Linked DNA regions of Homo sapiens: region 2 is linked to region 1. A link is an interaction called in ENCODE POLR2A ChIA-PET data of the cell type or tissue named here. Cell type or tissue: PC-9. All regions are shown on one strand. Each heading gives the region's core, and the rest is flanking DNA. Links, peaks and the distances in the headings are about the cores only.

Region 1 (15,452 bases), core at 3,027-11,026:
TTCTTCTGCCTTTACTCATTACAGGTACTGCCCTGACTATTGTCAAAAGAGGCAGTACAGCCATATTTGAAGTTCTGTATCCAGTGTTGAGTGAGATGCTGTTAAGAATCATATATAAAAATAATAACCAGATGTTAAAAGGGATTGGACACCTATGTCATAACACAAACAGAAAAAGGAACCTGGAATATTTAGGACTTACGGACTTGATCATTGTCTTTAGGCATTTGGAATATTGACTTGTGAGAGAAATTACTAGGTTTTTACCATGAGTAAAGAAGTGTAGAGTCAGTGAGTGGAAGCTACAGGGAGACAATAAAAGGAAGAGTCAGACAGCTAATGAGATTTTAGATGTATGTGCTAGATACCACAATGTAGAGTTCTAGCATAGAATGGCTAATTTTGTTATGATCCGTAAGGTCCTTTCTAATACTGAGATTTCTAAGATTCTAGCTAATAAAGACTTACCACTTGTATTAGTTCGTTTTATACTGTTAAAAAGAACTACCTAAGACTGGGTAGTTTATGAAGAAAAGAGGTTTGATTAACTCACAGTTCTGTAGGCTTAACAGGAAACATGGCTGAAAGGCTTCGAGAACCTTACAGTCATGGTCGAAGGCGAAAGGAAAGCAAGCATATCTTAACCATGGTGGAGCGGGAGACAGAGAGTGTGAAGGAGGAGGTGCCATGCACTTTTGTTTGTTTGTTTGCTTTTTGAGATGGAGTCTCCTTCTCATTGCCCAGGCTGGAGTGCAGTGGCGTGATCTCGGCTCACTGCAACCTCTGCCTCCTGGGCTCAAGCAATTCTCCTGCCTCAGCCTCTCAAGTAGTTGGGATTACAGGCATGTACCACCACACCCAGCTAATTTTTATATTTTTAATAGAGATGGGGTTTCACCATGTTGGCCAGGCTGGTCTTGAACTCCTGGTCTCAGATGATTCACCCACTTTGGCCTCCCAAAGTGCTGGGATTACAGGCATGAGCCACCAAGCCCGGCCGAGGTGCCACACACTTTGAAACAACCAGATCTCGTGAGAACTCACTATCACAAAAATAGCAAGGGGGTTTTCTGCCTCCATGATTCAGTCATCTCCTCCAACACCTGGGGATTACAATTCACAATGAGATTTGGGTGGGGACAAGAGCCAAACCATATCATTCCACCCCGGTCCCTCCCTAATTTCATGTCCTTTTTACATTTCAAAACCAATCATGCCTTCCCAACAGTCCCCCATAACTCATTCCAGCATTAACTCAAAAGTCCAAGTCCAAAGTCTCATATGAGACAAAGTAAATCCCTTCTGCCTGTGATCCTATAAAATAAAAAACAAGTTAGTTACCTCCAAGATACAACGGGGGTACAGACATTGGGTAAATGCTCCCATTCCAAATGGAAGAAATTGGCCAAAACAAAGGGGCTACAGGCCCTGGGCAAGTGCAAAGCCCAGCAGGGCAGTCTTTAAATCTTAAAGCTCCAAAATAATCTCCTTTGACTCCATGTTTCACATCCAGGGCATGCTGATACAACAGGTAGGCTCCCAGGGCCATGGCTGGCTTCGCCCCTATGGCTTTGCCAGGTACAGCCCCCATGGCTGCTTTCATGGGCTAGAGTTGAGTGCCTGTGGCTTTTCCAGGTGCATGGTGCAAGCTGTTGGTAGATCTACTGTTCTGGGGTCTGGAGGATGGTGGCCCTCTTCTCATGGCTCCACTAGGCAGTATCCCAGTGGGGACTCTATGTGGGGGCTCCAACCTCACATTTCCCTTCCGCACTGCCCTAGTAGAGGTTCTTCATAAGAGCTCTGCCCCTGCAGCAGATTTCTGCCTAGATATCCAGGCATTTCTATATGTCTTCTGAAATCTAGGTGGTTTGAGAATCAGAGGTTACCAAACCTCAGTTCTTGCCTCTACCCCACAGGCCCCGTGTCACATGGAAGCCACCAAGAGTTGGGGCTTGCACGCTCTAAAGCCATGGCCCAAGCTGTACCTTGGCTCCTTTTCGCCATGGCTGGAGCTGCAGCACCTGGGATGCAGGGTGTCCCAAGACTGCACAGAGCAGCAGGGCCCTGGGCCCAGCTCACAAAACCATTTTTCCCTCCTAGGCCTCTGGGCCTGTGAATTAACATTTGGCTCCTTGTTACTTATTCAGATTTCTGCAGCCAGCTTGAATTTCTCCCCAGAAAATGGGGTTTTCTTTTCTACTGCATGGTCAGGCTGCAAGTTTTCCAAACTTTATGCTCTGCTCCCTTTTAAATATAAATTCTAATTTCAGACCATCTCTTTCTTCATGCATATGAGCATACGCTTTTAGAAACCGCCAGAAGGCCTCTTTTTTTTTTTTTTTTTTTTTTTTTTTTTTTTTCTGAGATGGAGTCTCTCTCTGTTGCCCAGGCTGGAATGCAGTGGCATGATCTCAGCTCACTGCAACCTCTGCCTCCCAGGTTCAACTGATTGTCCTGCCTCAGCCTCCCAAGTAGCTGGGACTATAGGTGTGTGCCACCACGCCCAGCTAATTTTTGTATTTTTAGTAGAGACAGGGTTTCACCCTGTTGGCCAGGCTGGTCTCCAACTCCTGACTTCGTGATCCGCTTGTCTCAGCCTCCCAAAGTGCTGGTGTTACAGGCATGAGCCACTGTGCCCAGCCCAGGCCACCACTTGAATGCTTTGCTGCTTAGAAATTTCTTCCACCAGATATCCTAAATCATCTCTCTCAAGTTCAAGTTCCACAGATCTCTAGGGCAGGGGCAAAATGCCGCCAGTCTCTTTGCTAAAGCATACCAAGTATGACCTTTACTCCAGTTCCGAATAAGTTCCTCACCTCCATCTGAGACCTCCTCAGCCTGGACTTCATTGTCCATATCACTGTTAGCATTTTGGTCAAAACCAGTCAACAAGTCTTTAGGAAGTTCCAGACTTTCCCATATCTTCCTGTCTTTTTCTAAGCCCTCCAAATTGTTCCAACCTCTGTCTATTACCCAGTTCCAAAGTCGCTTCCACATTTTCAGGTATCTTTTTTTTTGAGATGGAGTCTTATTCTGTCATCCATGCTGGTGGGCAGTGGCACAATCTCAGCTCACTGCATCCTCTGCCTCCAGGGTTCAAGCAATTCTCCTGCCTCAGCCACCAGAGCAGCTGGGATTATAGGTGTGCACCACCACCCCCAGCTAATTTTTGTATTTTTAATAGAGAATAGGTTTCATCATGTTGGCCAGGCTGATCTTGAACTCCTGACCTCAAGTGATCCACCCTCCTCAGCCACCCAAAGTGCTGGGATTACAGGCGTGAGCCACTGCGCCCTGCCATTTTCAGGTATCTTTATAGCAGTACCACATTCCTGTTACCAATTTTCTGTATAGTTCGTTTTCACACTGCTCTAAAGAACTACCTGAGACTGTAATTTATGAAGAAAAGAGGTATAATTGACTTAAAATTCCACATAGCTGGGGAGGCCTCAGGAAACTTGTGGCGGAAGGTGAATGGGAAACAAGGCATGTGTTACATGGCAGCAGGAGAGAGAGAGCAAGGGGGGAAGTGCCACCCTTTGGAACAACCAGATCTCGTGAGAACTCACTATCACAAGAACAGCAAGGGCGAAATCCACCCCCATGATCCAGTCACCTCTCACCAGGTCCCTCCCCTGACATGTGGGGATTACAATTTGATTTGCGATTTGGGTGGGGACACAGAGCCAGACCATATCATCACTGTACACATCATGTTCTTTTTCAAAAGTTCTTAGGAAACAAAGGCAATTAATTTTGGTGTTATTTTTTTTTGTTTTTTTGGTTTTTTTTGAGACGGAGTTTCGCTCTTGTTGCCCAGGCTGGAGTGCAGTGGTGCGATCTCGGCTCACCACAACCTCTGCCTCCCAGGTTCAAGTGATTCTCCTGCCTCAGCCTCCCAAGTAGCTAAGATTATAGACATGCGCCACCACACCCGGCTAATTTTGTATTTTTAGCAGAGACGGGGTTTCTCCATGTTGGTCAGGCTGGTCTTGAACTCCGGCCTTGGGTGATCTGCCTGCCTCAGCCTCCCAAAGTGTTGGGATTACAGGCGTGAGCCACCATGCCCGGGCAGCAATGTTTTATAAGTTTTTTAATTACTGCTGTTTTTAGATGTTTTGACTTAGCAGTATTTATTGATATACGTTCAAAATTTTACTTTTGCTTTAGCAAAAGAAAGTGAAGACAAGGAAAACCTTCCCAAAAGGACATCTCCTGGTGGCTTCAAATTTACTTTCTCCCACTCTGCCAGTGCTGCTAATGGAACAAACAGTAAATCTGTAGTGGCTCAGATACCACCAGCAACTTCTAATGGATCCTCTTCCAAAACCACAAACTTGCCTACGTCAGTAACAGCCACCAAGGTAGGTGAAACAGCATTACACACAAACTTTGCTTTTCCCGTCTGTGAGATTTTTTCATGTTTACTGAAAAAAATTTGGATAATCAAAACAATTTCAATGAATTGTTTAGAATTTTTCTGTTACCAAAATGTTGATTGTAGAATTTTATTTTATTTTATTTTATTTTTTGAGACAGAGTCTCACTCTGTCGCCAGGCTGGAGTGCAGTGGAGTGATCTCAGCTCACTGCAACCTCCGCCTCCCGGGTTCAAGCAGTTCTCCTGCCTCAGTCTCCCAAGTAGCTGGGACTACAGGCGCGTGCCACCACACCCAGCTAATTTTTGTATTTTTAGTAGAGACGAGGTTTCACCATGTTGGCCAGGATGGTCTCGATCTCTTGACCTCATGTTCCGCCCACCTCGGCCTCTCAAAGAGAATTTCATTTTATTTAGGCTTATGATAATAAATGTAAGCATCCTTCCTCCCTGTCCCCCATTCTATTTTGGAGCACTTAAGTTGATTCTAATATTTCACTGACTACTTAGTGTTACTGCATTTTAAATTATTTTCTTGGATAGTTTAGTAGTAGAACGTCTTCACACATACGGTCAAATTCATCTTCATAAAGTCTATGCCAGTTTATGTTACCATAAACTGTGTATGAGTGTGCGTGGCCAATTGCAGCTTTGCCAGTGCTATAATTATTTTTAGTATTTGCCAGTTAGGTAGGGGAGACAGTATATAATATCTCATTTCCAATCGTGTATACTCTATTAGTAGTAAGGCTAAATATTAGCCTTTTGAATCTGCTCTTCTCTGCAAATTGGATTATATTATTGTCGATGAATCTTTAGTTAAGGATATTAGACTTTCTGTTGTTCTTATAACAAATGTATTTCCCTTGGTTACTTTTTTTATAAACAAGTTTAAATTTTATATGAAACATTTTTCTTGTTCATATGTTATATGAAATCATCCTTTTTCCCCAAAAAGGAGTGGCTTAAAATAAAAAGGCATAAATAGGGGACAACTATTGTATAAAGGTAGAAAGACAAGCAGAAACACCGTGGTAGTACATACCTAATTAAAGGAATGCATCTTGTTTGGAACACAAAATATAAGTCTGAGTTTATTTTACAAAAATGTAGAATTTTCATTCAGTAGTATAGTGAGATAGGCTCTTGACAATAGCATTTTCATGGTATTCGGTATTTGAAACATATTTTATGTTTTTCAACTGGAAAATTTTAAAATTAGTTTTCAACTTTATGATGGGACAATTTAGAGTAATATTGTGACACTACATTAAGAATGTTTGGGCTGGGCACAGTATCCTAGCACTGTGGGAGGCCAAGGCAGGAGGATCGCTTGAGCGCAGGAGTCCAAGACCAGTCTGGGCAACAAGGTGAGACCCCATCTCTACAAAAAGTATTAAAAAATTAGCTGGGTGTGGTGGCACACACCTGTGGTCCCAGCTACTCAAGAGTCAGGCAGGAGAATGGTTTGAGCCTGAGAGGTGGAGGCTTCAGTGAGCCATGATCTTGCCACTGCACTCCAGCCTAAACAAGAGAATGAGACCCTGCTCAAAAAAGAATATTTGCCATAGGGTTGTATTGTTTGGGTTCAAACCTTGGCTCTGCCTCTTTGTAGCTGTATCACCTTGTATAAGTTATTTAATCTCTCTGGGCCTTAAGCTCCCTGCCTTCCTGCTTCGTCGTCGTCGTCGTCGTTGTTGTTACAGAGTCTCACTCTGTCACCCAGCCTGGAGTGCAGTGGTGTGATCACAGCTCACTGCCTCCGCCACCTCCTGGGCTCAACTGATCCTCCCACCTCAGCCTCCCGAGTAGCTGGGAGTGCTGGCGCATGCCACTATGCCTGGCTAATTTTTCTATTTTTGGTAGAGATGGGTTTTTGCCATGTTGCCCAGGCTGGTCTCAGACTGCTGGTCTCAAGCAGTCCTGCTCAGCTTCCCACAGTGTTAGGATTAACAGGTGTTAGCCACCATGCCCGGCCGACTTTCTTGTTTTAAAAAGGGGTAAGGTAGTACCTACTTTATAAGCTTGTTGGGAAGATTAAATTATTTAACAAATGTAAAATGCTGAGAACACTGCTTGACACCTTCTCAGTATATATTAGCTTTTCTTTTTTTTCTTTTTTTTTTTTTAAATCAAAGTAATACATGCATGTACTTTCAAAAGTCAAATATTACCAAAAGGCAAGTTTATATTAGAAAAAAATCAGTCCCTCTGTTCCCCTCCACAAAGATACCTTTGAACTCTTTTAGCTGTGTCTTCTATTTCTAATAATATGTCAATACTGCATACCTTTTCTATCCTACTTTTATATCCTACTATTCATTTTGTTTTCCTGTTATATTTTCTGTTATATTTCTCTGAGTTTTTATTATCCTTTCAGATAATTTACTTATGAATGAGCAAAATTAAATGCAAGCACCAACACCTTTTTCACTCTTCTTGACAGTAACAGCAGATTACAGAATACATCTGTTATACATCCTTTTTAGAGATAGGGATAAAAACAGTGTTCTTGGGAAACAGTTGCTCTATCACTGTAGACACAGAATTTTGAAATTAAGCAAGACAGGAGTTGACAGAAGTTAAGCACCACTTTAATTTGCTCTCAACCTTCTTAACAAACCATGCCCACATTCCTAAGTGGTGACAGATTCTTTATCACCAATTGCCCTTTGGTTTAGCCAGTTTCACTAACAGTGTTAATTGCTATAGTTGAAGGCTGGCTAGACATTAGCTACTAATGAATTAAAACATTTGTTTTTATGATATAAATGTCATAAAGACACAAAATACTTCTTTAGTTGTGTAACTGTAAAACGTATATTTTCTATGAGGAAAAATATAAAATCAGAATGAGAAGCCATTTGTGGATACTAAAATAAACACGTCACAGATTCACAGTAGAGAAACCTGTTATTTTGCTTCTTTGTGTAGCAAATTTATCTTGGTGAGCTCTTCATATCAGGACATTAGAGATTTCCTGCATAGAACTTAAAAGTATGGATATAACAATTTATAATTAGCCCCTATCAATGTGATGGGCATTAAAGTTGTTTGCAGCTTTTTGTAGTTAAAATCATTGCTGCAATATGTGACCACTTGCATATATCATTTCATATACGTGTGTATTTCTGTATAGAATGTGCATTTATTATAATGTTCTAGGATTACAGGTGTGCGACACCATGCCTGGCTAATTTTTGTATTTTCAGTAGAGATGGGGTTTCACCATGTTGGCCAGGCTCGTCAGGAACTCCTGATCTTAAGTGATTCACCCACCTCGGCCTCCCAAAGGGCTTTTTCATAGGTTATTGTTGTCATTTATTTTGATCCTTTCTTTCATATTGGAAACTTTACTCAAGTGGTGATCTTAGGATTTCCTTTCATAAAAAAAAATAAGGCAGATTTTAATAAGAGTGCCAAGACAATTTGATGGGGGAAAGAATACTCTTTTTCTTTCTTTCTTTTTTTTTTTTTTTTTTTAGACGGAGTCTTGTTCTGTTGCCCAGGCTGGAGTGCGGTGGCGCAATCTTGGCTCACTGCAAGCTCCGCCTCCCAGGTTCACACCATTTTCCTACCTCAGCCTCCTGAGTAGCTGGGACTACAGGTGCCCACCACCACGCCTGGCTAATTTTTTGTATTTTTAGTAGAGATGGGATTTCACTGTGTTAGCCAGGATGTTCTCGATCTCCTGACCTCGTGATCTGCCTGCCTCGGCCTCCCAAAGTGTTGGGATTACAGGCGTGAGCCACCGCGCCCGGCCACAATACCCTTTTCAATAAATGTTACAACTGGATATCCACATGCAGAAGAATGAAGTTAGATCCCTATCTCACATCATATCCAAAACTCCTCTCAAAATGGATGAAAAGATCCAAATGTAAAAGTTAAAAGTCTAAAACTCTTTTTTAAAAAAAGGCATAAATATCTATGACCTTGGATTTAGGCAGTGATTTCTTAGATATGACACAAATAGCTCAAGTGACAAAAGAAAAATAATAAATTGGACTCATTCAAAATTCAAAAATTTTGTACTCCAAAGGATACTACCATAAATTGAAAAGACAATCCACAAAATGGGAGGAAATATTTGTAAATGATATATCTGATAAGTAACTGGTATCCAGAATATATAAAGAACTCTTACACCTCAGCATGACAACCCCGTTTTAAAATGGACAAAGGATTTTAACAGACATTTCTGCAAAGAAGATACACAAGTGGCCCATATAAACATGTGGAAAGATGTTTAGCATCATTAGTAAGGGAAATGCAAGTCAAAATCACAATATGATAGCATTTCACATCCTCTAGGATAGCTATAATAAAAAAGATGCACAAAAACAAGTGTTGGTAAGAATGTAAATTGTGACACCCATTGCTAGTGAGAATATAAAATAGCACAACAGGCCTGGTGCATAGGCTTATGCCTGTAATCCCAGCATTTTGGGAGGCCGAGGCAGGAGCATCGCTTGAGCCCAGGAGCTCGAGACCAGCCTGGGCAAAATGGCAAAACCCCGTCTACAAAAATTAGCTGGACATGGTGGCACATGCCTGTGGTCCCAGCTATTCGGGAGGCTGAGGTGGGAGTATCACTTGAGCCCAGCGGGCAGAGGTTGCAATAAGCCGAGATCACATCACTGCACTTTCGAGTCTCTAAGACAATGTCTCAAAAAATAAATATATAAAAATAAAATGGTGTAGCAGCTTTGGAGTACAGTCTGGCGGTTCCCCAAAAAGTCAGAGTACCATATGACCCAGAGTTACCATATGACCCAGCTACCTCATTTCCTAGGTATATATTGTAAGAAAATTGAAAACATGTGTCCACTGTAAAACTTGTATATGAATGTTAATAGCAGTATTTTTCATAATAGCCAAAAAGTAAGAATAACCCAAATGTCTCTCAGCTGATGAATGGATACACAAAATGTAGCATATTCATACAGTGGATATTATTTGGCCATAAAAAAGAATGAAGTCCTGATATGCTAAGCATAGATTAACTTTGAAAACATTGTGGTAATTGAAGTAAACCAGTCACAAAAGACCACATATTGTATGATTCCATTTATATGAACTGTCCAGAATAAGCAAATCCGCAGAAACAAAGTAGGTTAGTGGTTGCCAAGAGCTGGGTGGTGTGGGGGGTGGTGGGGGAATGAGGACTGTTTATGGGGACTTTTTTTGGTGGGTGAAATGGTGGAAATGTTCTGGAATTGGTGGTGATTACGTAACTTGTGAATATACTAAAACCACTGAATTATATGCTCTGAAATGGTGAGTTTATGGTGTGTGAAAATTATACACTTTAAAAACTTGACTTTATGGTATGGACTTAGAGAGTAGTGCCCTGCTTTTTTCGGGAGGTGTTAGTTGTTTGTAGTTCCCCCCATACTCCTGTGAAGCCATCTAATTTTTACAGACAAAGCTAGTCTCTTACACCTTGTAAGTATAAGAATGGTTGTTAGTGTTCTGAGTGCCTACATAGCAAAGCTTATTGTGGGGTAGGCGTGTCTGCTCAGTATACAAAATTTAAATTTATTCTTTCATTTTCAGCCTGGCCTTACCCATGCCCTTTACTTTGCCTAAAGTCATGAAGTATATGGTCCTTTGCTCTGTAAAGTTCATTACATTCTCTATAGAATTTATTCTTTATAGAGTCATTTTCTATGTAGAATTCTCTGTAGTTGGTGATGGTGGAGGAACAGAAATCTCCTGGCTGTCAGAGGTGTAGAATCAATGACCCAGTTGTCTGTTTTACTATAATTAAACTGTTTTCCCTGCTTTCCCCAATATTTTGGTGCCTTTACTGCCTAGCTTCTTTCTGGGGTTTTCTTAAGACAAATCAGTTTCTCGTTTCTGTATCCCTCTGCAAATACTTAGTTCTTGGCTTCTTCCTGTTGTATGACTTGCCTTGCCTCTGATTTCTCTTTTCCAAAAATGCCTTGGCAACTCTAAACTGCTGTTCTCTCTTCTCCTGTTTTCTTTGCTGGTATTCACTTTTTAAATTTCTTACCTAAATACCCTGCAAAAACAACCCAAATGTCCAACCAGAAATTCAGGAATTAAAGTATATGATGAAGCCGAGCATGGTGGCTCGGCTTTGGGAGTCTGAGGTGGGCAGATCACTTGAGGCCAGGAGTTCAAGGCCAGCCTGGCCAACATGGTGAAACCCCATCTCTACTAAAAATACAAAAGTTAGCCAGGCATGGTGGTGCATGCATGTAGCCCAAGCTACTTGGGTGGCTGAGGCACAGGAATCGCTTGCACCCTGGAGACAGAGGTTGCAGTGAACTGAGATCACACAACTGTACTCTAGCTCAGGCGACAGAGCAAGACTCTTAAAAAATATATATATATTCATACCATGGAATGCAAGGGTTTAAAACAATGAAATGGAACTTTATGTACTGACATCGAAAGCTTTTTTTTATATGAACATGATTGTAAAAGAGTAAATATAATTTCAATCTGCTATTTTAAAACAGTACATTTCTAGATACATATTAAAAGTATGGAATCAGCTTCACAAAGTGCATCTCTAGATTACAGGCCTTTTTACTTCCAACATTTCATATTTTGCATTTTTATTATTTTTATTGTAAACATGTTTTAAATGTATGTTAGTTTGCAGAGATAATATAAGTAAAACTCAAATTGTATAAGTGAGTTTTTCAGACAATTTATTAATCTTGGGCAGAAACAATTAAGTGTTAACCATTTGGAATACAAATGTTTGTACGTTATGATATGTAATACTAAGCATAATTAAAACTTTGTAACTTTGCTGTCATCTTTTTGATTATCAGATTGGTGCCTTTTTATACCAGAATTATTTCTTGTTTTTCCTCTCTTCCAATTTGTTTGGCTTAGAAACAAAATAATAGAAAAATGATAGTAGTAATAGCAGCTAATAGCACTTATTGAACACTAACTACATACGAAGCACTGTGCTGAAGTGCTTTAGATGTTTGGTTATCTATTTATTTATTTATTTATTTATTTTTGAGATGGAGTCTTGCTCTTGTTGCCCAGGCTGGAGTGCAGTGGTGCAATCTTGGCTCACTGCAGCCTCTGCCTCCCGGGTTCAAGCAATTCTCCTGCCTCAGCCTCTGAAGCAGCTGGGATTACAGGCATGCGCCACCACTCCTGGCTAATTTTTTTATTTTTAGTAGAGATGGGGTTTCACCATGTTGGTCAGGCTGGACTCCAACTCCTGACCTCAGGTGATCCACCTACCTTGGCCTCCCAAAATGCTAGGATTACAGGCATGAGCCACTGCGCCTGGCCATCAATTTAAATTTCAAAATAGTTCACTGAGGCCTAAATACTACTATACCAATTTTACAGACAAACTGAGGCAGAGGTATTAAACCACTTGCCCAAGGTTTTGTGTTTTTTTTTGTTTTTCTTTTTGTTTTGAGATGGAGTCTTGCTCTGTTGCCCAGGCTAGAGTGCAGTGGTGCAATCTCCACCTCCTGGGTTCAAGAGATGCTCGTCCCTCAGCCTCCCGAGTAGCTGGGACTACAGGTGCCTGCCATCACGCCAGGCTAATTTTTGTATTTTTGGTAGAGATAGGGTTTTGCTATGTTGGCCAGGCTGGTTTTGAACTCATTATCTCTCAGGTGACCCATCCGCCTCGATCTCCCAAAGTGCTGGGATTACAGGCATAAGCCCAGCCCCAAAGTTTTGTTTTTGTTTTTGTTTTTTTTTACATAAAACGTGGTGTCATTAGAATTTGACATCAGACCTACAGTTAGCCTATTTTTAACAATTTAGCCATATTGCTTCTTGCATATCCAGACTTAAGATGTGTGTGTGATTAAGTTGAGAAACAGATTCTCAGACAGGTATATAAGTCTTTCTGATAACTGTTTCTAGCTGCCCAGAGGCCTTTTTTTGGTTGGTTAATATTATACTGATTTGGTTACATTCTGGTAAAACCCGATACCTCAGTACTTCAGGTATGAAGTATGAGTTACTTCAGTTGTATTTGTTTTATCTCCTAGAGGTCTGAAGGGTTTGAACTAAATACAGTGTTTACAGTAGCCCTCTTAACCTATAGGACATAAGTTTTCATGGGATTGGCTCAAAATGAATGAAACCCTGTGGATGTGTAATTTTCTGGAGAGTACCCAGAGTTTTTCTAGGATTTTCACAGAGGTCTGTTACTCATCAAAGGCCAAGACCACGAATTACCTCATCCTTATTGTTCTTTTGGTCAGCGAGCTAGCCCTAAATGTTTTACTTATTATTTTATAGGAATCATTTCATGTGTTTATCTCCAGCCATTTAAGCTGTACTTCAAAAGCACAATGAAAATAATGTGTACTTAGTGATGAAATATACACAAGATGAACAAAGACTACAAGGGGCTTTCTTGTGGTAATGAAATTAGAGAAATGAACCAGTTCATCTCCAATGTCCTTTCCAGCTTCCAAATGTTATTAATTGTTATCCCTACTGTTTGGAAAAGTAGACATTTTCCCACAGTAAAATTTTGCAGAATTGAGTTTTGAAGTATCATTAATAATCCAAGAACCAGATAGAAAAGTTAAGGGTTACTGCAAGTGCTACCAATTACTACTCAAACGTTCATAATTTCAAGCAGTTCCTTTATCAAATTCAAATGTTAATTTCTGATATGATTTAGAAAAACGATTTCTGATATTTTTACAAGTGATTGTATTTGTACTAAAAGCTCTTTTTTGTTATATATGTTTAAAGAAAAAATTTTTAAATTCTTCAATAGGGAAGTTTGGTTGGCTTAGTGGATTATCCAGATGATGAAGAGGAAGATGAAGAAGAAGAATCGTCCCCCAGGAAAAGACCTCGTCTTGGCTCATAAAATATTTATTAGGGGACCCTCAACATGTGGTCTTACAATGCTGCAACTGTTCAGTGAGCTGAAAATCTGAATCAGAAAGCTTTCTCAATTGAACTTATAAAATATACAAGGAGTAGCAAAAGACAGTATATCAGCTAAGAGAGTTTAGTTCTAATAAAAATCAGGCTTCCCAGGAACTTGATTGCTTGCTAGTAATTAAGGGGTTTGCCTTTTAGGCTGTCAAAACAAACATTAGTAACCAGAACCTGGGAGACAGCTTCTCAGCAAGGAAAAGTCACAGGTTTGGGGACGGTTTAGGGGAGGGGAAAAGGTTGATATAATAATGCAGGGTTGCTCCTCGGGGTGTCGATCTAGAAACAATTTTACAGAACTTCAGTTGTAAACTCAATAACATTACTTGTATAATGGTGCTGGCCATGTTGTTGTTTTAATCAGTTGCCTCTTTTTAAAAGAAATTTTTATGGAAAACACATTCAACTATCATTAAAAAAATGAAGTTAAGCTGTTGGGACCATTTCTTTAAGATTTAACAAAAGTTCAGCCTTTTAGGTAGTTGAAGGGAAGTACACCCCGTATTCAGCACATGTTGAGTTTTCTACACCAGGAATTTTCAATATGTATATTGATGAAAACAAGCTCAATTCAAACTGGACAGTTTTAAGATAATGTTAAAATCAGCACTTTTAGAGACAACGAAGGCCAAGAATCAGTACAGTAGTATTCCAAAATGATTTTCTCTAGAAATTTGAAAGTAGATCGAACAGAATGTTGTCAACCGCCTACCAGTACAATCTTTTGTGGAAGATACTTTGAAATCACTTTCTACTTTGTTAGTAAAGTTCTGTCTTTCCAGAGCTGCAAGTTTTAAAGTGTTACTTATACAGACCAACCAAGAATAGTGCTGAATTAAGTGGCATTTAGTATCTAGAAGCCATTTTGATCCAAGAAGCTACTTAAGTGTCAAAGTCAGCATGCAGCACATGTAGCTTTTCTGTAAACAAGGGTGTGATATGAAAGCTGCTTTTTTAAGAAGAGTAAAAGCACATTCCATATACGTAAGTGAATTTTAAAAATAAATTGAGGCAAACAGTTAAGTTTTATTTTTAGAGCAACAAGTTAACTGTAAATATTTTAATGTTAGTTTGCTCATCTATGATCTGAGATCATGCCGAAGTGAGAAAAATCTCCCCAAAATACAATTTAATGCATTGGGAAAAAAAAACTTTAACAGTAATTCCAGCCACAATCTTTAGATCACCCTTGTAATGTGTTACGGGTCCATTTTTCCTGGAATCGTTTAATCTAAAGCAGTTTCCCCTGTTTTGGAGATTTTGTAGTTAATTTTAATTTTGGCTATTGTTTGGAAAAGATGAGCTGTCTGTGTAGATATGAAGTATAGTTTTTTCCATAAAACAGATGTTTATTTTGTATTAAAAAATACCACTGTACTTGTTTTACACCATTTGTATACATGTGGTGATATTAATGCTAAACTGTAAAATTCAGGAATTAAAATGTGACCCTGTAATTCCATAATTGATGTTTGTGTTTGGTTTGTTGTAAATATAAATTAACTCCATTTTGAGATATGTCAATTTTACAGTATCTTTTAAAAGCCAATAAAATTATCCATAAATATTTATTATAAACTGCTAGATCATACCCCAATTTTAATGAAATAATTCTAAACAAATGCGGGTCAATGGCACTTTATCAGTGACTACTTATAGAAGGTAAGCCTTGGGGAAATCATAGCATCACAGTATGGAGCTTTTCTCACCTTTTCAATTAAAGGTGTACATATAGTAAGAAAGAAAGACCTTCCACCTCATAAGGCAGGTGACTCAGGATATTTTAAACTAAGATCAGTAAAGTTCCCATCCACTTTCTTTGAATCATCAAATTTTATCGAGACCCATCTCTCAGCTTTTAGTAAATTTCTTCTTAAAATAAGCCCACATGTAAAACACTTTCCTAGTTACTTTTTGTTTGTTTGTTTGAGTCTCGCTCTGTTGCCCAGGCTGGAGTGTAGTTGCACGATTTCGGCTTATTGCAACATCCGCCACCTGGGTTCAAGCAATTCTCTGCCTCAGCCTGAGTAGCTGGGATTACAGGTGCCCGTCACCATGCCAGGCTAATTTTTGTATTTTCAGTAGAGACGGGGTTTCACCATCTTGGCCAGGCTGGTCTTAAACTCCTGACCTCACAATCCACCCGCCTCAGC
Region 2 (15,452 bases), core at 2,536-10,535, 160 kb after region 1:
CTTTTTATGCGTGTGTTGCTAAAGCACTGATGATGCAAAAGCAAAGGTAAGTAAAACTGCTGACATTTTAGTATGAATCAAGGAATTGTACCAAATTGTGTGGGCAATCATTGTATTCTTCTCGTTACACACTTGTAAGGTATAATAAATAAACCCAGTTTCACTTAAAAATGTCCTTGATGAAGCAATAAAAGTTATTTTGTTGGGTCTTGACCCTTGAATCTTTTTAACATTCTGTGGGCAAAACGGGAACCATACATAATGTTCTTGCATAACAAAGTGCGATGATTATCTCAAGAAAAAGTACTCATGGTTTTTGAGTTCCAAGGTTGAAGTAGTCTCTGTTTTTTGGAACACCATTTTTACTTGAAAGAATGACAGACAAACTGGTTGTTAATACTTGAGTACTGGGCAGACAGTTCCTCAGAAATGAATAAAGTGAGCCTGTCACTTCAGGGAAAACAACTGATTGTATTTGTTGTCAATGATGAAATTTGATTTATAGAAAACATGGGCTTGACAGCTACTCAATATTTAAAGACTTTTCTGATGAGATTGGAGGTGATATTAATGAATGTGGTTTTTTTTTTTTAGACGGAGTCTTGCTCAGTTGCCCAGGCTGGAGTGCAGTGGCGTGATCTCGGCTCACTGCAAGCTCTGCCTCCTGGGTTCACGCCATTCTCCTGCCTCAGCCTCCCTAGTAACTGGGACTACAGGTGCCCACCACCACGCCTGGCTAATTTTTTGTATTTTTAGTAGAGATGGGGTTTCACCATATTAGCCAGGATGGTCTCGATCTCTTGACCTTGTGATCCGCCTGCCTTGGCCTCCCAAAGTGCTGGGATTACAGGCATGAGCCACCACGCCTGGCCGGTTTTTTTTTTTTTTTAAATAGTAATAAAATGTGCCGACATTTGGAAGATCTGTATAATTCAAAGAACCAATAATTTCTAAATGACCAATGCACGATGTTAAGAAGTTATGCATACATAGTTAAAAGATCCATTGAACGTGCCAGATAGACCAATGGATTTTAATGTAAAACAGAGAAAGAAAAGTTCATTGATAGAGTTTCAGATTCCATATTGCACTTAACCTTTAAGAAATAACCCTTACTGAATTTTGGTAATATCAAAGAAGAATATCAATAATTGTATGAATATGCCAATCAAATAATTTTCCTTTTTCTAATTACATACTTGTGTGCGGTCATATTTCTTATACTTAAAGCAAAACAATGTATCACAACCACCGAATGCAGAAGCAGGTTTAAGAAAACAGCTGTATTCTATTAAGCCAAACACTGAGATTTGCAAAGAAGTGAAAGAATGTTATTTCCCACTAAAATGTTAAGTTTTGAAAAGTTATAAAAATGTTCTTTATGTTAACAAACACTGTTACATTTAGGTGAATTAATATTTTTAAAAATTCTTTATTTTAAATTTTAATATAGTAAATATAGATAGTTATAACCCACATAAACAAAAGCTCTTTGGGAGTCTGCAATAATTTTAAAGAGTAAAAAGGGGTTCTGAGACCAAAAGTTAAAAAACTGCTAACTTAATATTTGAAGGGCTAAGTTGACTTATTCTAAAAGAAATAAAGGGTGGGTTCAGCCATTTTATTAAGTTTAGATGAAACCAAAGTAAAGTATATGTATAGTACTGGATTTTAATTATTTTTGTGTCCATTTGCAGTTTTTAAATTAAAGCATTACTTCTGTTTGTTAAATCAGTGAATATCATGCCCTACTGCTAGCTTAATCTTGGGCTAACTAGAAAATGTCATAGATTTTCCAACTTTCGAAAAGGTAACTTAATGTGTCCAAAATTATGAGAACAAAAACATGAAAGGCTGTGTCTGTAATCTCTGTATGGTAATTATATGTCATGTACCTCTCCAAGAATGACTGTTCAGTCAATGTGAAGTTCAAGATAGTTAATATATGTGAAAATATTCTGTAGATAGGTAAAAGCTTATATTAATATTAGATTTATTGTTGGCTGTCATGCAAAGTAATTGAATTTGAATTTATGGGGGGGAGAAATTAAGTTGAAGGAATATATATATATATATATATATATATATATATATATATATGTATACACACACACATACATACACACACATATGTATATATATATATATATATTTTTTTTTTTTTTGGAGACAGAGTCTTTCTCTGTCATCCAGGCTGGAATGCAGTGGTGAGATCATAGTTCACTGAAGCTTCTGACTCCTGGCCTCAAGTGATCCTCCTGTCTTAGCCTCCTGCGTAGCTAGGACTGCAGGCACACACCACTGTCCCCAGCTAATTAAAATTTTGTTTTTTTGTAGACAAGGAGTCTTGCTGTGTTGTACAGGCTGGTCTCAAACTCCTGGCCTGAAGCAATTCTCTGGCCTCAGCCTCCCAAAGTGCTGGGATTATGGGTATGAGCCACCTCCCCTAGCCAATACATTTTTTCCCTTAAAACCACTAATTTTCTATGTACCCTCAGACCAGTGCTGCAAAATAAAAAAGCCATTAATTTTCCTGAAATACCTTACTACTTGGATACTTGGATAACCCTTAATGGTGGTGCTGTTTACCCAGTTAATTATTTTTCATAAAGCAAACATTCTGGTTTATGCACATTTAAAGTTAGATACATAAATTAGTTATTTCAGATGTATCATAGTGACATGCAAATATTACATAGTTATGTTATTTTATAAATTATCTCAAAAATTTATTAAAAGACCACACTACAACCATAGTTTTAAGTTACAGTGCCATGATCAAAAACCACCATCAGTTAAGCACCAACACAGAACAGATGGTCCAAGAGGACATACAACAGGTTTACATTCTGGAGGAGAAGAGCATAGAGCCATTAAAGCTATCAGATTTCTGTTTCTTATATATATTAGTTAATGAATAAGTAAAGATATAATCCTTGATCATACAAGGACCAAATCTCAGAGTATTAGCGTTGCAAAATTGCTAACTTTAACTTCATCTTTTTTCCTGATTTACAAATTTTTATATACAGTGGTTGATAATACTACTGTCCGTTTATTATTTTAATTGAAATTAATGCAACTTGTCATAAGTAGATCATTTATAAATGTGAAATTGCTTGAGGCCCTCTTTTACTGCCATGTTGCATTTAACTCCTGGTTGGACAGATTTGAGCCATATTGCTAGGCTATTTGTCACTAAAGCATTTTTTTAGTTTTCATCTTATAAAGAAGATGGTTGACTTGAAATTGTGTTGCCTTGGAAATAGCTGTGTGTGATTGGAAAGGTACTTGCTCACGTTTGACATGTCACATGTATATTGTTCAGTAGCTCATCTTTTATTTTAGAAAACGGCCTTTCCAAAGATACATTCTTTAGAAAAAAATGGTATAGTATGCTTTCAAAAAGAGCCTGATAAAAACTTTATTAATTGTGATTATTCTGAATTAATTTTTGTTTTGCATTTTAAGTATTAAAATGAAAGGCAGAATATTTGGAATATTTAATAGACTACATTTTCTCTTTAGAGAATTCTGTGAGTCATACTTAATAGACTACATTTCTTTTTAGAGCATTCTGGAGTCATACCATACTGTTTGTTTAAATTACTGTATTGTGATTTTTATTATATTAAAAGTAATAGAATACAGGATTCAACCTGAGGAAGCTGATAAAAACACACACACACAGGAATGAGTGTTTTTTCTGTCTTTATATAGGATGCATTCTTTTTATAGAAGAAATTTTTAATACTGTTTTCTTTTCTTATGGTTTATGCTTAGTCTCACAAATGTCTTATGACTCTGAATTCCTGACATCGAATTCTATGCAGAGATAGCTTTATCAAATGTGCTTCAGCTAAGTAACAATCCAACACAATTATTAATATTTTTCCCTCAGGTAAATGAAATAGGTTTCATGAAACAATAAAAAGTCCTTAAAAAATGTTTTACGTGCTTAAAAAATTAATTAGTACCAAAAGGTTCACAGTGACAAACAAAAATTCTCTGCTGTATTTCTCCTCATATCTCAGTTCAGTTCTCTGGAGTGCCACTTTTTTTTTTTTTTTTTTGAGACAGAGTCTCATTCTGTCGCCCAGGCTGGAGTACAGTGGCGCAATCTCGGCTCACTGCAACCTCCGCCTCCCAGCTCAAGCAATTCTCTGCCTCAGCCTCCTGAATAACTGGGATTACAGGCACCCACCACCACGCCCAGCTAATTTTTTTTTTAATTTTTAGTAGAGACGGGGTTTCACCATCTTGGCCAGGCTGGTCTTGAACTCCTGACCTCATGATCCACCCGCCTTGACCTCCCAGGCATGAGCCTCTGTGCCTGGCCCAGAGTGACAGCTTTTTAAACTTTTTTAAAAGCAATTTCTTCTGTTATTTAGCCCATATATAGGGATAATGTGTCTATTCTGGTATTTCTTGATTTATTCCTTTTAGACATTGTCTATGACTTCCTGATAGTGGTAGATAAGATTTTATCTTTTTTATGCTCCTGTATTTCTTCTTACCCTATCTTTCTAATATAGTTAACACAGGTTTAGTTAAATCAGTCATCAGTATTTACATTATTATAACTATATAATATTTACTGCAAAGCCAGGTATTATTTTTCCGAAGCTACTAATTCTCTTGATTTGCATAATTTTCTATAAATTACCCTTAAAGAGTCAACCATTTTTCATGGAGGTGGAGCTTAGGACTTTTCTTTCTTTCTTTTTTTTTTTGTTAGGCAGGGTCTTGCTCTGTCACCCAGGTGGGAGTGCGATGGTATAATCACAGTCCACTGCAGCCTCAAACTCCTGGGCTCAAGCAATCTTCCTGCCTCATTTTTAAATTTTTTTGTGGAGATGAGGTTTCACTGTGTTGCCCAGGGTAGTCTTGAACTCCTGGGCTTACACAATCCTCTTGCTTTGGCCTTCCAAAGTGCTGGGATTACAGGCGTAAGCCATCGTTGCCAGCCCAGGAGCTTAGGACTTTTCTGGTAGTTTCACCTGAGGGCAGTCCCTCTCACCTAAAGAGATCACATCCTTAGGGTGAAAAGGCCTGTTTTCCGTGATCCTAACATGTGTCAGTATGGCCCTTACTCAAACTGGGCATGCATCAAATGGGAAACTCAAGCCTTATAATGGGAAGTTTATTGCTTTCTAGATCCATGCCGAGAGTGCTTAATGGTTATCCTGGGCTCTAAGTACAGATAGTTTATAGTAATAGATAATGATATAATATCTGATGATTATAAAGAAATAGGAACTTTTCAGTTCTGTTTTCATACTAAAATAACTCTTGAGTAGGTACAATGTAGAACAGAAGTTACAGATAGAGGTTTGGGGTGCTTAGGTATTAGCCTGTTCAAGAACTCCGCTATTCTATTGGCTTTCCTAGAGTCAAATCAGAGCATAGAAATCCCTTCACAGCCCACGTACTTATTTCATAGATTTGTAGACACAAAGCAGCACAGTTTTGTGAAGGGATATAAAAAATTTTCATTCACCTATCTTTAAGATCCCTTTTGATTGTGAGGTTAATTTTAGGTGTTGAAGTACTTTTCTCTCAAATATTTAAATTTTATTTTTCATTTTTCTTCAGATTTCTAAAATTACATCTGATATCATTAGTATATAACTATATAATTCCTTCCTTTTATACCCAGAATTATTTTAATTGTTAAAAGCAGTCTTTTGCAAAGTCTAAAAAAACTTAATATAAAACATTAATTTTTTTTACAAAAAATTCTTAAAAGATTTTGATTAAACCAAAATTCTAAATTCTGAAAACTTGCTAATTCTTGAAAGAGCTGTATGCAGCGACTGTAGAATTTCCTGACAACTGAATACATTTCAAGATATCATGTGAGGAATATTGGACACAAAATTTAAGAAGAAGCATTAACACTTTTTTTGAAAAAAATCACTTTAAAGGAAACAAACTTGACAACAACTCTGTCAGGGACAAAGATAGCATTTACATTATAAAATGTATTAAAATAATGATATTACTATATGTTCATTAGAATATTATGCATCCAAAGTATAATATAATCCAAATTATGCATTTGGATTATCCAAATTATGCATTTGGATAATCCAAATTAGTATAATCCAAATTGTATATTGTCATGTAGTAATGAGCTTGCACTACAAATAATACAGTTTTTAAATTTATATATATTTTTAGTTCTAATATTAAATTTTTCTTAGGTTGGACACGGTGGCTTACGCTTGTTGTCCCAGCACTTTGGGAGGCCAAAGCGGGAGGATCACTTGAGGCCAGGAGTTCGAGACCAGCCTGGTCTACATGGTGAAACCCCGTCTCTCCTAAAAATACAAAAATTAGTCAGGTGTGGTGGTGGGTGCCTGTAATCCCAGCTACTTGGGAGGCTGAGGCAGGAGAATTGCATGAACCCAGGAGGCAGCGAGCGGTTGCATTGAGCTGAGATCATGCCACAGCGCTCCAGCCTGGGTGACAGAGCGAGACTCCATCTCAAAAAAAATTTTTTTTTCTTAGGTACCTATTGTTTGATTTAAATATCCAGGTTTATAATAAAATATCACCACAGTGAACTGGAGGAGGGAAGGAAATTAATCATCTTTAGTTTGATTACTCATGTGAAAACAGAATTGGGAATATGCTCAAACAATACAGTAAAACAGTGATATATGATGTACACTCGGGTTTTAGAAAAAACATTGCTGAAACCCTTTTTTTTTTTTTTTTTTTTTTTGAGATGGAGTCTTGCTCCGTTGCCCAGGCTGCAGTGCAGTGGCGTGATCTCGGCTCACTGCAAACTCAGCCTCCCGGGTTCATGCCATTCTCCTGCCTCAGCCTCCCGAGTAGCTAGGACTACAGGTGCCTGCCACCACGCCTGGCTAATTTTTTGTATTTTTAGTAGAGATGAGGTTTCACCTTGTTAGCCAGGATGGTCTCGATCTCCAGACCTCGTGATCTGCCCGCCTCAGCCTCCCAAAGTGCTGGGATTACAGGTGTGAGCCACCGCACCCAGGTGCAACCTTTTTTTTTAAGTCAGACTTTTCTTTGTTTTCTTGAATGATCCTATAAAAGGAAAAACTAAAAGAGTAAAAGAGCTCTAGGATCCTAGGCAGATTACTAGTTTGAACTTTGGCTTTCTGATTTATGGTGAAACCAGGTATCTCTAAAGTGTTTCTAGGTCTAAATGTGGTCAGTGTGTGAATAGGAGACAGTCATAGATGAGAGGTATGTAAGGGATTCAAATGTAGAATAAAGAAAATAGAAATAAAAGGTAGAAGAAGGGTAGAGAGGAAAGGTATTTACTGAAAATGTTTGCAAATGAAATTTATGTAACTGTAAATATACCTAAAATTTTTGTTACTGGTGTTGTTCTTACTCTGTTCTCCCAATTACAAATATACTTTTCTCCACAATGATAGCTTGACTAGCCCAAGCTTTTGTGCATTAAGTAATGTGGCCAGTACAGTAGGTACTCAGTGAGTATTTGTTTAACTTACTGACTAAAAAAGATACCAGACAAGAAAAAAGAAAAAAAAAATACCAGAATGGATTGCCTAAATAAAACAGGGTTTTTCCTTCAGTTTTACTATGACTTCTTGATCATGCTGCTGTTTGTCTTTGTTTGCCATGACACGTGATCTGACTTCTACAATATAGTCTCCTTGTTTTTATAAGTAACTAGTTCTAGTAGATGCTTTTATTTGAGAGACTCACTTTTCCATTTAAACTCTCATTTGCCTTGGGCTATTCTGAGTTTTTCACTATTTTCTTGCAATAAGCATAAATCAGTCACAGGTCAGATTTAGCTTACCTTACTAATAGTCTTCCTTGTTCTGCAGATCTCAAATTGTAGTTTAGGACTCTATTAGTCAACTGATTTTTGAGACACAGCTTAATGAAAGTACCTATTCCAGGCTGCCAGCTGAGTTGTTAGCTTGGAGGTTGTCAGCTCGTAACTTTCGATAGAAAGCAATGGTTTAAAAAACACTATGCTTAGTCTTTGTTTATTCTTATTTTTATTTATTCAGACAATATTTGTGTTAGGAAATATGGTAATTTTTAGAAATAAAAACATGAATAAGAAGATATGGTCCCTCTTGTCAAGGAACTTAGAACCTAGTGAGAAAGTGGGAGTCAAAAAGACCAAGTATTGGAAGACCTGTGACAGAGTTATATACCAATAAAAGGGAATAGTTATACCATAGAGTGGAGCTGAGAGAGTATATAGTCTAGGACTTTGAGGATGATGTAACAGTGTAACTCACTACATTAACATATTAATGGAGAAGGATCAGATGGGAGTAGATGTAGGAAAAATTGGATATGCCAGGTGTGCTGTGGCTTGTGCCTGAAATCCTTGCTAGCTAGAAGGCTGAGGCAGGAGGATCACTTGAGGCCAGGAGTTTGAGGCAAGCCTGAGCAACATAGTGAGAGATCTCATCTATAAAACATTTTTTAGGCAGGGCACAGTGGCTCACGCCTGTGATCCCAGCATTTTGGGAGGCTGAGGCAGGCAGATCACTTGAGGTCAGGAGTTTGAGACCAGCCTGGCCAACATGGTGAAAACCCATCTCTCCTAAAAATACAAAAATCAGCCAGGTGTGGTGGCGTGCACCTGTAATCCCAGCTACTCGGGAGGCTAAGGCAGGAGAATCACTTGAACCCAGAAGGTGGAGGTTGCAGTGAGTGGAGGTTGTGCCATTGCACTCCAGCCTGGGCAACAGAGTGAGACTCCATCTCAAAAAAAAACAAAAACAAAAACAAAAACATTTTTTTTCTTTTTTTTTTTATTATTATTATACTTTAAGTTTTAGGGTACATATGCCCAACATGCAGGTTTGTTACATATGTATACATGTGCCATGTTGGTGTGCTGCACCCATTAACTCATCATTTAGCATTAGGTATATCTCCTAATGCTATCCCTCCCCCCTCCCCCCACCCCACAACAGTCCCCAGTGTGTGATGTTCCCCTTCCTGTGTCCATGTGTTCTCAAAGTCAAGAAACAACAGGTGCTGGAGAGGATGTGGAGAAATAGGAACACTTTTACACTGTTGGTGGGACTGTAGACTAGTTCAACCATCGTGGAAGTCAGTGTGGCGATTCCTCAGAGATCTAGAACTAGAAATACCATTTGACCCAGCTATCCCATTACTGGGTATATATCCAAAGGATTATAAATCATGCTGCTATAAAGACACATGCAAACGTATGTTTATTACAGCACTATTCACAATAGCAAAGACTTGGAACCAACCCAAATGTCCAACAATGATAGACTGGATTAAGAAAATGTGGCACATATACACCATGGAATACTATGCAGCCATAAAAAATGATGATGAGTTCATGTCCTTTGTAGGGACATGGATGAAGTTGGAAACCATCATTCTCAGCAAACTCTCGCAAGGACAAAAAACCAAACACCGCATGTTCTCACTCACAGGTGGGAATTGAACAATGAGAACATTTTTTTTTAAGTTAGCTGGGTGTGGTAGTGCACATCTGTAGTTCCAACTACTTGAGAGACTGAGAAGGATTTTTTGAGCTCACAAGTTAAAGGCTGCAGTGAGCTATGATCATAGCATTGCACCTCAGCCTGGGTGACAGAGGGAGACTGCCTTCAAAAAAATAAAAAAAATAAGAAATAAATAATACTGGGTAAAGTTCAGCACCCATTCAGACATTGAATAGAAATGGAAGGGAATGTCTCATAGATGGTATCTATCAGAAAATTACAGCAGACATCATGCATTAATGGTGAAACATTAAATGCAGTTCTATTAGAGAACAGCAAGAGAAGGATATCTGCTGTCTCCATTTCTATTTGTTAATGCAGCAAGTAAAGAAATAGAAATGTAATGCAAGATTGAAAAGGTGGAAATAAACTGTCCTTTACTGATGGTGTGATTTTTTTTTAACCTAGAAAACCCAAGAACATGAACTGAGTAAACTAAGTTTTGAAAGGTGGTTAATTAGAAATTCACCATTCAAAAACTCTATAGTTTTGGCTGGGCATCGTGGCTCATGCCTGTAATCCCAGCACTTTGGGAGGCTGAGGTAGGTGGATCACTTGAGGTCAAGAGGCTGAGATCATTCTGGCCAATATAGTGAAACCCCGTCACTACTAAAAATACAAAAAAAATTAGCCGGGCGTGGTGGCACGTGCCTGTAGTCCCAGCTACTCAGGAGGCTGAGACATGAGAATCACCTGAACCCTGGAGGCAGAGGTTGCAGTGAGCTGAGATCATGCCACTGTACTCCAGCCTGGCAGACTGGGACTCTGTCGCAAAAAAAAAAAAAAAAAAAAAAACCCAAAAAACCAAAATCAAAACTCTATATTCCTGTTACACAATAGCACCAATAGACAATGTAAGAGAAAAAAAAATCCATTTCACAAAGCAACAAAAACTTTCTTACCCAAGTAAGAAAAAAAAACTTAAATATGTAAGAGTTCTGTGGGGAGATTTTAAAATTTTACCAATGGAAATGAAATGCCAGTTTTTAATCAAATTAATATTACTAATGTCAGTAAATCCCAACAAGGTTTTTCGTAGAACTTTATAAATATCCTAAAATGATAGAAAAGATCACTATGTTCGATTAATGAAGACGGTATAGAAAAAAAACAACAACAAAGGAAAGGGGCTTGTCTTAGTAGAATTGAGATCATAATAAAGCTATAGTAATAAGCTATAGTAAAACAAGGTTTTAATGACACAGAAATAGACAAATGGCTTAGTGGGACAGAATAGACTCCAAAAGGAGACCTACACTTAATGTGGGAATCTGAGATCAGTGAGAAATGTAAGCTCGTTAGTAAATGGTGTTGGCACAATTGATTATCAGTATGGAAAAGCTACAAATTAAATTCAAGAGGACCTTCAAGAGCACCAGTAGACAACCTGTTAGAATAAGAAAGGTTAGCATGGTTGCTAAAGATAAGAACAGTAAACAAAAAATGATAGCATTCACATATCAGCATTAACCTATCAGCAAATACATTTTAAAAATATTACATTAACTTTAATGGCAAAAACTGTAAGCATCTAGGAATAAATCTAATAAAAGGCCTTCCTGGAGAAGATTATAAAATGGTTTTGAAGAAGAGCTGAATGAATGTAGAGAGATACACCATGCTTATCAGTGGCAAGACTCAATGCTATAGAGCTGTCAGTTTATTCTTAATAAATTTGTAGATTGAGTGCAATTTCAGTCAAAATCTTAATAGGTTTTGTTTTTTGCTCATGCAGAATATGACAAACTAATCCTAAAAATCATCAAGGAGCAGGAATGGTTAAGATAAATTTGAAAAAAACAATTTAGTCAGGGCGTCTTGCCCTACTACACATCAAGATGTAAATAACTGTAGTTGTTAAGGTGGTGCTGTTGACATGGGAATATGTAGGTAGACCAGTGAAACATAAAGGAGAACACAGAAACAAAGCCAGGCCCATATATTAATAGGATGCATTGAGAAGAACACAACATCTGTTCTGTGTTTTTCCTGTTAAGGATATATATCCTAAACTTAATTATGAGTCAACACAGTCTTATCAGACAAACCCAACTGAAAATCATTCTATGCAATATGTGGCCTGCAACCCTTCTAAAATGTCTAGTTCATGTACATCAACAAAAGGCTGAGAAACCTCCAGCCTGAAAGAGATTAAAGATTGCAGTTCAGACTACCACATGCCAAGTGCGATTCTGAACTGAATCTATTTCCTATAAAGAACATCCATTCATTATTGGGACAAGAAGGGAAACATGAATGGATTCTTAAGATGGGACTATGTAGTAATATGTGTTTAATATTGCCCCATAGATCATTTAGTCTCTGTTCATTCATTTCAGCTTTTTCTCCCCTCTTCTCCATGCTTCTTTGGACTGTTTTTATTGTAATGTCTTCAAGTTCACTAATCGTTTGCTATACAGTTTCTAATCCATTGTTAAGCTCCTGCGGTGAATTTTTCATTTCAAATAGTTGTATTTTGCAGCTTCAGAAGTCCCATTTGAGTTTTTCAAAACATAATTTACATTTCTTCCTACTTAACGTTCATGTCTTTCTTTAAATCCTTTAGTAGAAAGTCCTTGTCTGTTATTTCCATGATCTTTTTCATTTCTGGGTCTGTTTCTGTTGACTGTTTCCATTTTCTTTCCTGGTTATAGATCACATTTTCCTGATCTTTTGTGTCTATTAATTTTTTTATTTTATGCTGGACATTGTAATGATTATATTTTGGAGTGTCTGGACCTTGTCCTTTTAGAGTGACAAACTTTGTTTTGGCAGGTTGTCAAGTTACTTGCAATCAGCATGATCCTTTCAAGACTTGTTTTGTTGGGGGTGGGGTTCTTGAATAGCTTTTACTCAGCTGCTGATTTAGTCCTCCTTCTAACACATGACTCTTCTGCGGTCTCTGCTGTATGTTCTGGATGTTCATTAAGTCTACTCCACTCTACTTGTCAGAACTCAAATTTCTCTCTTTACATTGTGAGCTCTGAGAATTGTTTAGCTTACAGCTTTCTTGTATTTGATCTTTGCTTAGCCTTGTGGAGTTTTAGGTTATACATGCACAATTTAGTGTTTAGCCAAAATTTTCTTGGTTTTTTGTTTTGCTTTGTTTTCAAGACAGGCTTCCACCATATTGCCCAGGCTGGTCTTGAATACCTGGCCTCAGGCATTCCTCCCGTTTTAGCTTCCCAAAGTCCTGGGATTACAGGCATGAGCCACTACATTCATGCCTGTGTGAAGCCAAAGCCAAAATCTTAAAGGCAGATTTTTGGAGCCCTTTGTTAGTGTAGCTCCCTTTTCTTTGGTATTCTTTTCTGAATGTGTCAGTTTAGCATCCATGAACTCCAGCTTTGTCTCCTCAAGTTCAGCAAGACTTGGGCTACCCATTTTTCTGTACCTCATTCTGGAAAGCACCTCAGTGCCTTACTAGAGAGAACCTAGCTTTGCATTACCTGCTGTCCAAAGTCTGAAAATAGTTTTTTCATGCTTTGTCCAGTTTTCTAGTTTTTTATGGCAAGAGGGTATCTTCCTCCTTTTTGTAATAGCTTCCCCTTCATATTTTATTAATAGCTCAGTTTGGTTGCATTATTTTCTCAACTAGTCCCTTGAGTAATCTCAGCGTAAGTGGTTGAATTGATCCAAGGTTGGGGATTAAGAATGTGGTCAGGGGACAAAAGAATCAAGTTATTGGGAGTGGTGGAAAGCAAATAGTTGAAGCAGTGGTTCTCAGAGTATGGATGGAGGATCCTTTTGGGGATCCATAGGGTCTTCCCACTTCTAACTACGTGTGAGGGTGAAATGTCTTAATATACTTGAACCAAAATAATAAGCAGTGGATTCAATGCAAAAGCAAAGATAAGAATCTGTTTTTTAAAAGTTAAACCACGCATTAAAGAGATACACAAAAATAGTAAAACGATACCACTCAGTTTTCTAAGTTGTTTTTGTTTGGTTTTTGTTAGCCTGTAGTGGGTTTATTATTTTGTTAAAGTGAGTTGATACATAAATAACTTTGAAATGTTCTATCTTTATTTTTTATTTTTTTTTTTTTTTGAGTCTCGCTCTGTAGCCCAGGCTGGAGTGCAGTGGTGCGATCCTGGCTCACTGCAACCTCTGCCTCCTGGGTTCAAGTGATTCTCCTGCCTCAGCCTCCCAAGTAGCTGCGACTACAGTTGCATGCCACCACACCTGGCTAATTTTTGTATTTTTAATACAGATGGGGTTTCACCATGTTGGCCAGGCTGGTCTTGAACTCCTGACCTCAGGTGATCCACCAGCCTGGGCCTCCCAAACTGCTGGGATTATAGGCGTGAGTCACCGTGCCCTACCTCAGTCTTTATTCCTAACACACTAAGTATTAATTAAAGATAGCCCACAACATCAAAAATTGTTTGGAGTCATCAATTAAGATTACAAAGGGGTCTTGAGACCTAAAAGTTTGAGAATTATGGAAATAAAGCACCATAGATTCTAATCTGTTTAGGGAAGGAACTGAAGGCATTAGGAATGCAATGGACTGTGTAGAAAGGGAACAGATTAAAGAATGAGGCGTTTCTATTCAGTTTCTATTTCCTGTTGGATGGGTGTCGATTTCTTGACTTTCCTGCATCCTTGTGTGGAGGTGCCGCAATTTCCCATTCTAAACCATGGTTGACTTGACTATTTTTCTTCTGCAGTTTCTGCTGCCTCAGGATTATTGAGCCCTTTGCTTTCATTGAATCTACAATTTTACCCAAAATAAAAGTACTAACCTGTGTCATCCACTTTAACCTTGAATTTCTCTGGGACATTGCCTGTTCAAATATAATCCCTATTACCCAGTGAGGAGAAATAACATTTATTGGTTATTATTAGCCCATATTTTAAATGGATTTATTTTGTGTGATAGAACTATATATTCAAAGGAAATAGTAAGTTATTCATCCCAGGAATGTGGAGTGGCAACATGACAATGAAAGGCAACATCTGACTTAGGTTTGAAATTAATTTTGTTCTTGCTTTGGGAAATCAGTTGCATTTGTATTAATTAGAAGCACGGAATACATGTCAAAGTAATAATCTGCCCTTTTGGACCATCTCTGTTAATGCAGATGAGCACACAATTTATTTAAATAAAAAAGTATTATATGATTAATTTTAATTATATATAGATTGATAGTAGTATTTTATGTAATTTTAAAGTATTTTTGTATTTCTTACAGTAATCCTAAATTGGAGAGTCAGAGAGTAAATAAAAAAGTCAATAATGATGCCTCACTTAGAATGCACAATCTATCCATTTTGGTGAGACAGATAAAATTTTATTACCAGGTAAGTGCTCTTTTTAAAAATCTGGGGTTTTAATAACTACTTACATTTTTGTATTATTTAGTATCAGTCATCTCACAAATATTTAAACGCTTATTATATGCTAGGTTCTGATCTATTTGCTAGAGTTAGAGTAGTAAATAAGATAGTTTATTTTTTATGAATGTTAAAGGCTTAAGCAAGCATTTAATAATTTTCTAATGTTACAAATGACTATTGTATTTTATGTTTTAAAAATCAGGTCCCAGTTTCCTGAGAACTTGCATAGTGTAACATTTTGTTGTTAGACTTCTTGAATTATGCCTTTGAAAAGTGTACTTCCATTTTTTTTAAAAAAAAAACCTGAATTGGATGCATATTTTCGTTTTTAAATATGAACATTGTTGAGGATTTCAATATACCTCTCAAAATTGCTATATCTGCATTGCATAAATTTTGGTATGGCGTATTTTAAAAGATGATTATTTCTATGCATTTTCTAATTTCTGCTATGATTTATTTCACTTACGAGTTACTTAGAAGTATGCTTTTAAATTTTTGAACATGGTATTTTTCAAGTAACCTTTTTGCTTTTGATTTTTGGTCAAAGAATGTGGTTTGTATAATACTGATTCTTTGATATTTGTTAAGAAT

What was found. ChIA-PET counts read pairs that join two places held together with the same protein. Peaks named below come from ENCODE experiments on the same cell type or tissue, not always from the same donor. Only the 100,000 strongest peaks of a DNase experiment are listed, where the experiment ranks them.
Region 2: POLR2A ChIA-PET joins it to region 1 with 16 read pairs; 2 of 35 experiments call an interaction of 5 or more read pairs at or near these places.

The regions. Positions count from the first base shown.
Region 1 is chr2:55,547,687-55,563,138 of GRCh38, reverse strand. PPP4R3B (protein phosphatase 4 regulatory subunit 3B) reads left to right here. Exons shown (of 17, transcript NM_001122964.3): 16 at 4,171-4,364; 17 at 13,133-15,452. The coding sequence ends at 13,228. Among named protein-coding and RNA genes, the nearest start is that of CFAP36, 36 kb to the right of the region's middle. In PC-9, for the core only: no CTCF peak of the experiment used is centred there; a DNase peak (open chromatin) is centred at 6,988; H3K27ac peaks cover 1,609 bases.
Region 2 is chr2:55,388,148-55,403,599 of GRCh38, reverse strand. It overlaps CCDC88A (coiled-coil domain containing 88A), which reads left to right. Exons shown (of 33, transcript NM_001365480.1): 3 at 14,714-14,822. Among named protein-coding and RNA genes, the nearest start is that of CCDC88A, 24 kb to the left of the region's middle. In PC-9, for the core only: no CTCF peak of the experiment used is centred there; no DNase peak of the experiment used is centred there.